Linked DNA regions of Homo sapiens: region 1 is linked to region 2. Evidence: read pairs that join two places in POLR2A ChIA-PET (ENCODE). Cell type or tissue: OCI-LY7. All regions are shown on one strand. Each heading gives the region's core, and the rest is flanking DNA. Links, peaks and the distances in the headings are about the cores only.

The links. Peaks named below come from ENCODE experiments on the same cell type or tissue, not always from the same donor. Only the 100,000 strongest peaks of a DNase experiment are listed, where the experiment ranks them.
Region 1: POLR2A ChIA-PET joins it to region 2 with 6 read pairs; 2 of 35 experiments call an interaction of 5 or more read pairs at or near these places.

The regions. Positions count from the first base shown.
Region 1 is chr12:76,000,681-76,005,082 of GRCh38, forward strand. LOC105369847 (a long non-coding RNA gene) reads right to left here. Exons shown (of 4, transcript XR_945110.4): 3 at 2,634-2,742; 4 at 1,692-1,917. Among named protein-coding and RNA genes, the nearest start is that of PHLDA1-AS1, 28 kb to the right of the region's middle. In OCI-LY7, for the core only: no CTCF peak of the experiment used is centred there; no DNase peak of the experiment used is centred there.
Region 2 is chr12:75,911,357-75,915,758 of GRCh38, forward strand. No RefSeq gene overlaps it. Among named protein-coding and RNA genes, the nearest start is that of PHLDA1-AS1, 120 kb to the right of the region's middle. In OCI-LY7, for the core only: no CTCF peak of the experiment used is centred there; a DNase peak (open chromatin) is centred at 2,655.

The sequences.
Region 1 (4,402 bases), core at 123-4,122, 89 kb after region 2:
ACTTGGCTAACTGGTAGAAGAGGCCTAGCTTTTGACCTATGTCCGCTTTTGACATATCTTTCTTACTAAGTGTAATCATTTCCAGCTTTTGATTTAAAATGAGACATGAGACTTTTCCTTTCACTTGAACACTTAGAGGACATTGTATGTTATTAAGTGGCCTAATTTCAATATTTTAGTGTCTCGGGGAATAGTAAGGCCTGAGGAGAGAGAGATGGGGCAACAGCGGGTTGGTGGAGCAGTCAGAACACACACAACATTTAACAATAAAGTTTCGGGTGTGGTTCTTGGTGCCTCAAAACAATTACAGTGGTAACATCAAAGATCACTGATCACAGATCACCATAACAGATATAATACTAATTTTTAACATTTGAAATATTGTGAAAATTACTGAAATAGAAGCACGAAGTGAGCACCTGCTTATTGGAAAAATGGTACAGACTTGCTTGACACAGGATCTCCACAAACCTTCAGTTTGCAAAAAATGTGATATCTGCAAAGTGTGGTAAAGTACAATAAAACGAGGTATGCCTGTACTGTATAAAAAATGGATTGGAAAAGGGAGGGAGTAGTGGCAAGGAAGTCCTAAGACTCTACTGGGACACTCCAAACACAAGGCAGGGAGGGCCCACCAGCTTTCATCCAGGTGCTACCAAGGAGCAACTGAATAAAAAACCATTATTCGGCTTTTTAAAAATGTAGATCCCTGAGTCACACACAAGACCTCTGTTGAATCAGAATCTCTGGGTGTGGGGACCAAGTATTTACATTTTCATCATTCTCTCCAGGTAATTCTTAACTCATTAACTAATTTAAATAATTACATATAGAAGAAAATAGAAGATCAACTAAGTCAGAGGTCAGCAAACTTTTTCTGTAAAGGGCCAGACAGTAAATATATTAGGTTTTATAGGTCTAAAGAATTTTAGGCTTTGCAGTCTCTGTCACCAGGACCAGTTATATAATTTGTAAGGCCCAGTGTAAAATAAAAATGCAGAGTCCCCTTTTTAAAAATTATTAATATCTGCAAGATAGTTGCAGCTGAGCGTTAAACCAAGCAGGAGATCATTCTAAAGGCTGGGGCTTTCTATGACCATACAGGTCTCACGCCTGTGAAGCCAGCCCTGTCTATTACAACTGTTCGCCCCTGCCATTGTAGTGTAGAAGAATCCATAGACAAGTAAATGAATGGGCAGGGGACATCATGATTTGGCTCAGGGCTGTTGTCTGCCAACCCCTGAAGTAGACCATCTTTTAGCATGTCAGCATGCTCATAATATTCACAAAGTTTATGAAATGCTAACATAAAAAATAGAAAATAAGCCAGGCATGGCGGCTCATGCCTGTAATCCCAGGACTTTGGGAGGCAGGTAGATCACTTGAGGTCAGGAGTTTAAGACCAGCCTGGCCAACATGGCGAAACCCATCACTACTAAAAAATACAAAAATTAGCTGGGTGTGGTGGCATGCACCTGTAATCCCAGCTACTTGGGAGGCTGAAGCAGGAGAATTGCTTGAACGCAGGAGGCGAAGGTTGCAGTGAGCCGAGATTGTGCCACTGCACTCCAGCCTAGGCAATAGAGCTAGACTCCATCAAAAAAAAAAAAAAAAAGAAAGAAAATAAAAAATAATAAAAATAAAATTGTTTATTATTTACTGAATAAATACAAATGCATACAAGGGTTAACTTAGCTAGGTAAATCTTCAAACGAATTTTATTTATATTGGTATTTTTACTTAATGCAAGAGAATGAAAAAGTTGCATTGCATGGAGAAAGAAACAGGGATGCTTAGATACCAAAAGAACATCACGGTTCAGGACGTCTCTGATGCAAGCCTTGTTCCGGGTTTATCTCCCATCTATACATCATAACTCAGTTCAAATTCTTCAAAGAAATGTATAATCTGTTCATTCTACAAGATTATCCAAAAAGTAAAGACAGTTTTTGCATTTGACTCAGAAATCAGATTATGGCAATAAGGAATTTTCTATCAGAGTAATCTAAGAATGATTTAGAATTCAATTGAAATTGGAAAAAAAATAGCAACTTCCAACCAGCAATATCTAATCAGCTTTTTCCCTGATGTAACATTCCAGCTATAACACTGTATGTTCTACTGTGTCTGACATGGTATTACTGTCTCCTACCAAAAGGCCTTAGCTGCTCTCTCCACTAATAAAATTAAACCATTAAAAAAAAAAAACCAAGATAGTATATTTAAATGTAATAACATTTATGAAAAGCGACTAGCTCAGACACATAGCAGGTGGTTTACTTTACTCTCTTTAATGATAAAGCCATACAAAACAAGAATTAAAAGAAAGGCATTATCAGTTTATCAGAGGAAGAAAAAAATGCTTCCTGGCATTTTTTCCAGTCTTAATTATTCTGGTGCCCATGGCCATGACTGTTTTAGAAAAACATATGCTGCACAGCTGCAAATGCAAACCTGATTACCTCTAAATTAACAACATGTAGGAGGCAACACTTGCAGCTGTGAGAGAGAACCCCAGTGCAACACAATCCCCCTAACATTTGTAACTGTTTATTTTATTATAAATATCTTTAAATAATCACAATAAAAATCCACAAAGAGAGATGAAACACAACAAAAGCAATAAAACTCACCATTGCCACTTCTTTTTCTTGACCAACCACTTGGGGTCATTATCATGTGAGGCCAAGTTGTTTTTCTTTGTTGATCCTCTGGCACTGAAGACATGGTATCTTTCAGCAGCTGCAAGAATCACAAAGGAGAGACTGCAGAGTCTCTCCTTCAGCAGCCAGGGAGCTGGCATTTCCAGCCTATACACCTCACGTCAAACACGGGAAGTTGGAGAAGAGAAATCACAGCTGGGCATTTCTGCTTAAGTTTCCTTTTTTGACAGCCAACTAATGTGCCATGTAATGAGAGGTCAGAAATCAGTCTGGGGGGTGGGGGGTCATTTCCTTGAGAAATAGCATTTCTTTCAACATGCATCAAAAGGAAGAAAAAGAAAGAAGGTTGTAGGTGACTTAGGGTCTGAAGCATTTTTGGTTTGGCCTGAACGAAGACTAACACCTGAGTAGGGAAGAACAATTGGTAAATTCATCAATCAGAATTTTGCTGAGCTCAGCTGGGCACGGTGGCTCACACCTGTAATCCCAGCACTTTGGGAGGCCAAGGCAGGTGGATCACAAGGTCAGGGGTTCGAGACCAGCCTGGCCAATATGGTGAAACCCCATCTCTACTGAAAATACAAAAATTAGCTGGGCATGATGGTGGGCACCTGTAGTCCCAGCTACTCTGGAGGTTGAGGCAGGAGAATCGCTTGAACCTGGGAGGCAGAGGTTGCAGTGAGCCAAGATCGCGCCACTGCACTCCAGCCTGGGCGACGGAGCAAGACTCCGTCTCAGAAAAAAAAAAAAGAATTTTGCTGAGCTCATGTTCAGTGAAACTTATATATCAGTGGTGTCCTCCACACCATGTAAGAATCTTCAAGAGACCCAAAAAACTACAGCCATGAACCGAATAACAGACATTTTGGTCAATGCAGAAAGATGATAATACCATGTTTTTATTATACCTTGTTTTTTCTTTAGTACACCAGTACATACCATTGTGTTTCAATTGCCTATAATATTCAGTACAGTAACATGCTGTACATGTTTGTAGCCTAAGAGCAATAGGCTGTACCATATGGCCTAAGTGTGTAGTAGGCCGTGCCATCTAGGTTTGTGTAAGTACATTCTGTGATGTTCATATGATGAAATCTCCTAATGGAGCATTTCTCAGAACATATCTGCATCATTAAGTGATGCATGACTCTCTATATAAATGCTCTATGCTTGACCTAGAAGCTTTAACTCTATCGTTGTTGAGGAGGTAGAACATATTCTTATGAAACCATGGAGGACTGAGTACTAACTGATTTGGTAAAGATCCTAAATGCTGTGGAATTGGAAGAAAGAGGAGAGTAGCGAGCAAGTTATGACTGTAAGTAAATTCCTTAACCTCACTGAGTTCAGATTCCTCATCCATAAGATGAGTATTATGATGCGCACCTCATAGATTGTTGTGAAGATGACATGGGATTATAGACTGGCACATAGTAGGCCTGCAAATTTTAGCTGAATCTCTATCTGAAGCAAATGTCTGGAGAACCCAGTAGGGGAAAATATGAGTGTGTGAACATGGCATTTTTATTTGGCAGCAAGGAGACTGGGCCAGTAAGAGCAAAGGATTTGTGTCAGCCTGTACCATGAGGTCCAAGGGCAGCAGCGATTGTAGAGCCAGGTATAGTGATAGACTGTTGTCCATGAAGGCAGGAGAACTAACTGCTGGTGTGTGACTTAATAAGGCAGAGGCTGCCGGCTTTTCTCCAAACTTCATGGTCTTGTCGTGTACCTGGGCATGG
Region 2 (4,402 bases), core at 302-4,301:
AATTTTAAAAATAAAAATAAAGATTATAATGGAGTTGAAAATTTTCTATTGCCTAGTGATATCACAGCACAACTTATTATTCATGTGTTTGTGATGATGCTGCTATAAACAAACCTATTGCACTGCCAGTTGTATAAAACTATACCACATATAGCTGGGCATGGTGGCTCACACCTTCAATCTCAGCATTTTGGGAGGTTGGGGCAGGCAGATCACTTGAGGTCAGGAGTTTGAGACCAGCCTGGCCAACATGGTGAAACCCTGTCTCTACTAAAAATGCAAAAATTAGCCAGACGTGGTGGCAGGTGCCTTAATCCCAGCTACTCGGGAGGCTAAGGCAAGAGAATCACTTGAACCCAGAAGGCAGAGGTCACAGTGAGCCAAGATCACACCGCTGCACTCTAGCCTGGATGACAGAGCAAGACTCCATCTCAAAAAAAAAAAGTATACCACATACAATTATGTACAGTACATAATACTGATAAAGATAATAAATGACTATATGTTAATGGTTACTTTAGAGTATACTCCTACTTATTTAAAGAAAAAGTTAACTGTAAAACATCCTAAGGCAGGTCCTTTAGGAGGTATTATATTTCAGAAGCAGGCATTGTTATCATAGGACATAACAGCTCCATGTGTGTTATTGCCCATGAAGACCTCCCAGTGGGACAAGATGTGGAGGTTGGAAGACAATGATACTGATGATCCTGACCCTGTGTGGGCCTAGGCTAATGTGTGTTTGTGTCTTCTTTTTTAACATAAAAGTTTAAAAAGTAAAAATAAATTTTAAAAAGCTTATAGAATAAGAATATAAGGAAAGAAAATATCTTTGTACAGCTGTACAAGGTGTTTGTGTTTTAAGTGTTATTTCAAGAGTTAAAAGGTTTTTAAAAATTTTTTAAGTTTATGAAGTAAAAAAGTTACAGTAAGCTAAGGTTAATTATTATTAAAGAAAGAAAATATTTGTATAAATTTAGTGTAGCCTAAGCGTACAGTGTTTACAAAATCTACAGTAGTGTACAGTAATGTCCTAGGCTTTCACATTCACTCATTCACTCACCACTCACTAACTCACCTAGAGAAACTTCCAGTCCTGCAAGCTTTATTCATAGTACATGTCCTATACAGGTGTAGCTTTTTTTTTTTTTTTTTTTTTTTTTTTTGAGATGGAGTCTCTTTCTGTCACCCAGGCTGGAGTGCAATGACGTGATCTCGGCTCACTGCAACCTCTGCCTCCCGGTTTCAAGCAATTCTCTGCCTCAGCCCCCCGAGTAGCTGGGATTACAGGTACCCGTCACCTCGCCTGGCTAATTTTTGTAGTTTTAGTAGAGACGGGGTTTCACCATCTTGCCCAGGCTGGTCTTGAACTCCTGACCTCGTGATCCACCTGCCTCAGTCTCCCCAAATGCTGGGATTACAGGCATGAGCCACCATGCCCAGCTAAGGTATAGCATTTTTTATCTTTTGTACTGTATTTTTACTTTTTAGGTATGCTTTTTATGTTTTGATATGTTTAAATGCACGAATACCATTGTGTTACAACTGCCTACAGTATTCAGCATAGTCACAGGCTGTACAGCTTGGTAGCCTAGGAGTGATAGGCTATACCATAAAGCCTAAGTGTGTAGTAGATTATACCTTGTAGGTTTGTGAAAGTGTACTCTATGATGTTTGGCAATCACAAAATCGCCTAAGGACGCATTTCTCAGAATGTATCCCCATCATTCAGCCATACATGACTTTACATAAAATACATACGCACATTTTTTAAATTAGTGACAATGTACAGATGAATAAGAAACTCATCTCGGCCAGGCATGGTAGCTCATGCCTGTAATCCCAGCACTTTGGGAAGCCAAGGCAGGTAGATCATTTGAGCTTAGGAGTTCGAGACCAGCCTGGCCAATATGGTGAAACCCCATCTTTACTAAAAATGCAAAAATTAGCCAGGCCTGGTGGCACATGCTTGTAGTCTCAGCTCCTCGGGAGGCGGAGGCAGGAGAATCACTTGAACCCAGGAGTCAGAGGTTGCAGTGAACCAAGATTGCACCACTGAACTCCAGCCTGGGCGACAAAATGAGACTCCGTCTCAAAAAAAAAAAAGAAAAGAAACTCATATTAATCTGTGTAACACAAGTTTGCCAAAGCCTTATAAAGCTAAGGGTACACATGGGAGTCAGATCAAGAGTAATTGCACCAATTCATTCACTCTTGTTTCTACCCACACACTTCAGGACCCCTTTCCAGAATTGCTATTTCCTTCAGATTGTTCTGTGAGTCACTAGGCAGTATCAGGTGTTATCAAAAATGCTGTCAATGTGCCCACTCCTTTTTCCTTCCACTCCCTCCCACTTGTGGGAGGCCTAAGCAGAGGTGACTGCGGAAGGCTGCAGCAGGGTGCTGCCCCTGGGCTTACACAGACACCACTCCTGAGGGGCTGCTGTTGTCCAGGTATTCCCGAGCCCTCACTTTGTGGCAGACATGCTGTGCCTAACACAGAAGTGGGAGGATGCACCCAGTGTCCGCTCTGAGCCCAGCCCAAGCCAAAGTAGCTATTTAAAACTCCCTGTGTCTGTAGTTAAGGGCTATTTAAAACTCCCTGTGTCTGTAGTGAGGCCTAGCGTTCTCCTTTCCATTAACCTCTCTGATAGGCCATATGAGCAAATCTGGCAAGCACACAAACATTCATTTTCAAGCAGGTGCAAGAGTCATGGAGTTTGTTCTTCAACTCAATACACTTCAGTGCACTTCTCAGTGCACTGACGATTGTGGCCTCTGAAAAGACTGTTGCCTGCAAATTTCACTAGCAGCATATGGGACAGTGATATGGTTTGGATGGGTGCCCCACCCAAATATCATATTGAAATGTAATTCCCAGTGCTGGAGGTGGGGCCTGGTGGGAGGTGGTTGGATCATGGGGCAAAGTTCTCATGAATGAGAATCATCCCCCCTTGGTTCTTTATACAGAGTGAGTTCTCATGAGATCTGGTTGTTTAGAAAATGTGTAGCACTATCCCCACCCACCCCCCCCATCTTCTCCTATTCTTTCCATATAAGATGCTGGCTCACACTTTGCCTTTCACCACAAGTAAAAGCTACCTGAGGCCTCTCCAAAAGCAGATGCTGCCATGATTTCTGAACGGCCTGCAGAACTGTGAGCAATTAAACCTCTTTTCTTTATAAATTACCCCATCTCAGGTATTTCTTTATAGCAATGCAAAAACAGCTTAATATAGACAGTATTCTGGTAGCAGGCAGGTACAGCTCCCCTCTGGTTAGAATCAAGATAAAATCCTCTATTAAGCACCTGACAAGAGACCCAGTATACCCTAGGTCTAGAACACCAGTTCAAAAGGGAGTCTACTACCTTTGCCAGATTCTTAAATCCTATTCCTGTGATATTGGAGATGCCTGTACAATATTCTACCAATTCACATTTTATGAACAGCTGTTGTTTCAGCAAAAGGAAAATAATTTCTGATATCCTTTACCCCAATTACCATATCCTTCAGGGCTAATCAGAAACAAAGTGCTTGCAGTAAGTAGGTTCTTTCATACACTTATTTTTATTGTTTTATGATTTAAAAATAGGTTTAATTATGGAAATCTCAAATATATTCTAAACTAGAGACTACAGTAATAACCGCCCTTAACCCATCACCCACCTTTGACAATTATCAATCCCAGACCAATCTTGTTCATCTCTATCCAGCTAGTCTTCCTCTCCCCTCATACCCAACCCAAACAATGACTTATTTTGAAGCAAATCCAAACATCACATCATATCATCCACAGATGCATTAGTATGAAGCTCTAAAATATAATATAACCACATCTTAAAATCATTATCACACATTCAAAATTAGCAATATTTTTGTAATAAAAAATGTTTTCAAGTGCAAACCACCCACATTGTATTTCAAATGCTAACTAATTGCCCCAGGGTGTATATGAAAACAAAGTAACATATGGATTACACTGACCAATAAAGTATATTTAACATTCCGTAAATATCCTTTTGTTAAAATTCATATGATATGTCGGTTTGGGGTGGCAGGGTTGGGGGAGTGGGGGTGGGGGCAGGGCAGGGAATGACCAAACCACCTCTTAAGTAATATACATTGTGTTTGGGCACTGGTTCAAGGGAGGAGGGAGGAGAAGAAAGAGTGAAGAGCTCTGTGCCATTGTGCTTTTTAGTGAGGCAAGATTAACCATCATCCCTTATGTCTGTGCGTTTGTTTTATTTATCTGTGTATATAATGTATACAAAGGACAAATGAGTCCTAATTTACAACACCCAGTCTTTCCAGATGTTAAAGAGGTTGTCAGTGTGTGACAAAATTACAATTAGTAAACTAATATATTTTGTATATTTTGTTTTAAAATTCCTGGGAAAGAT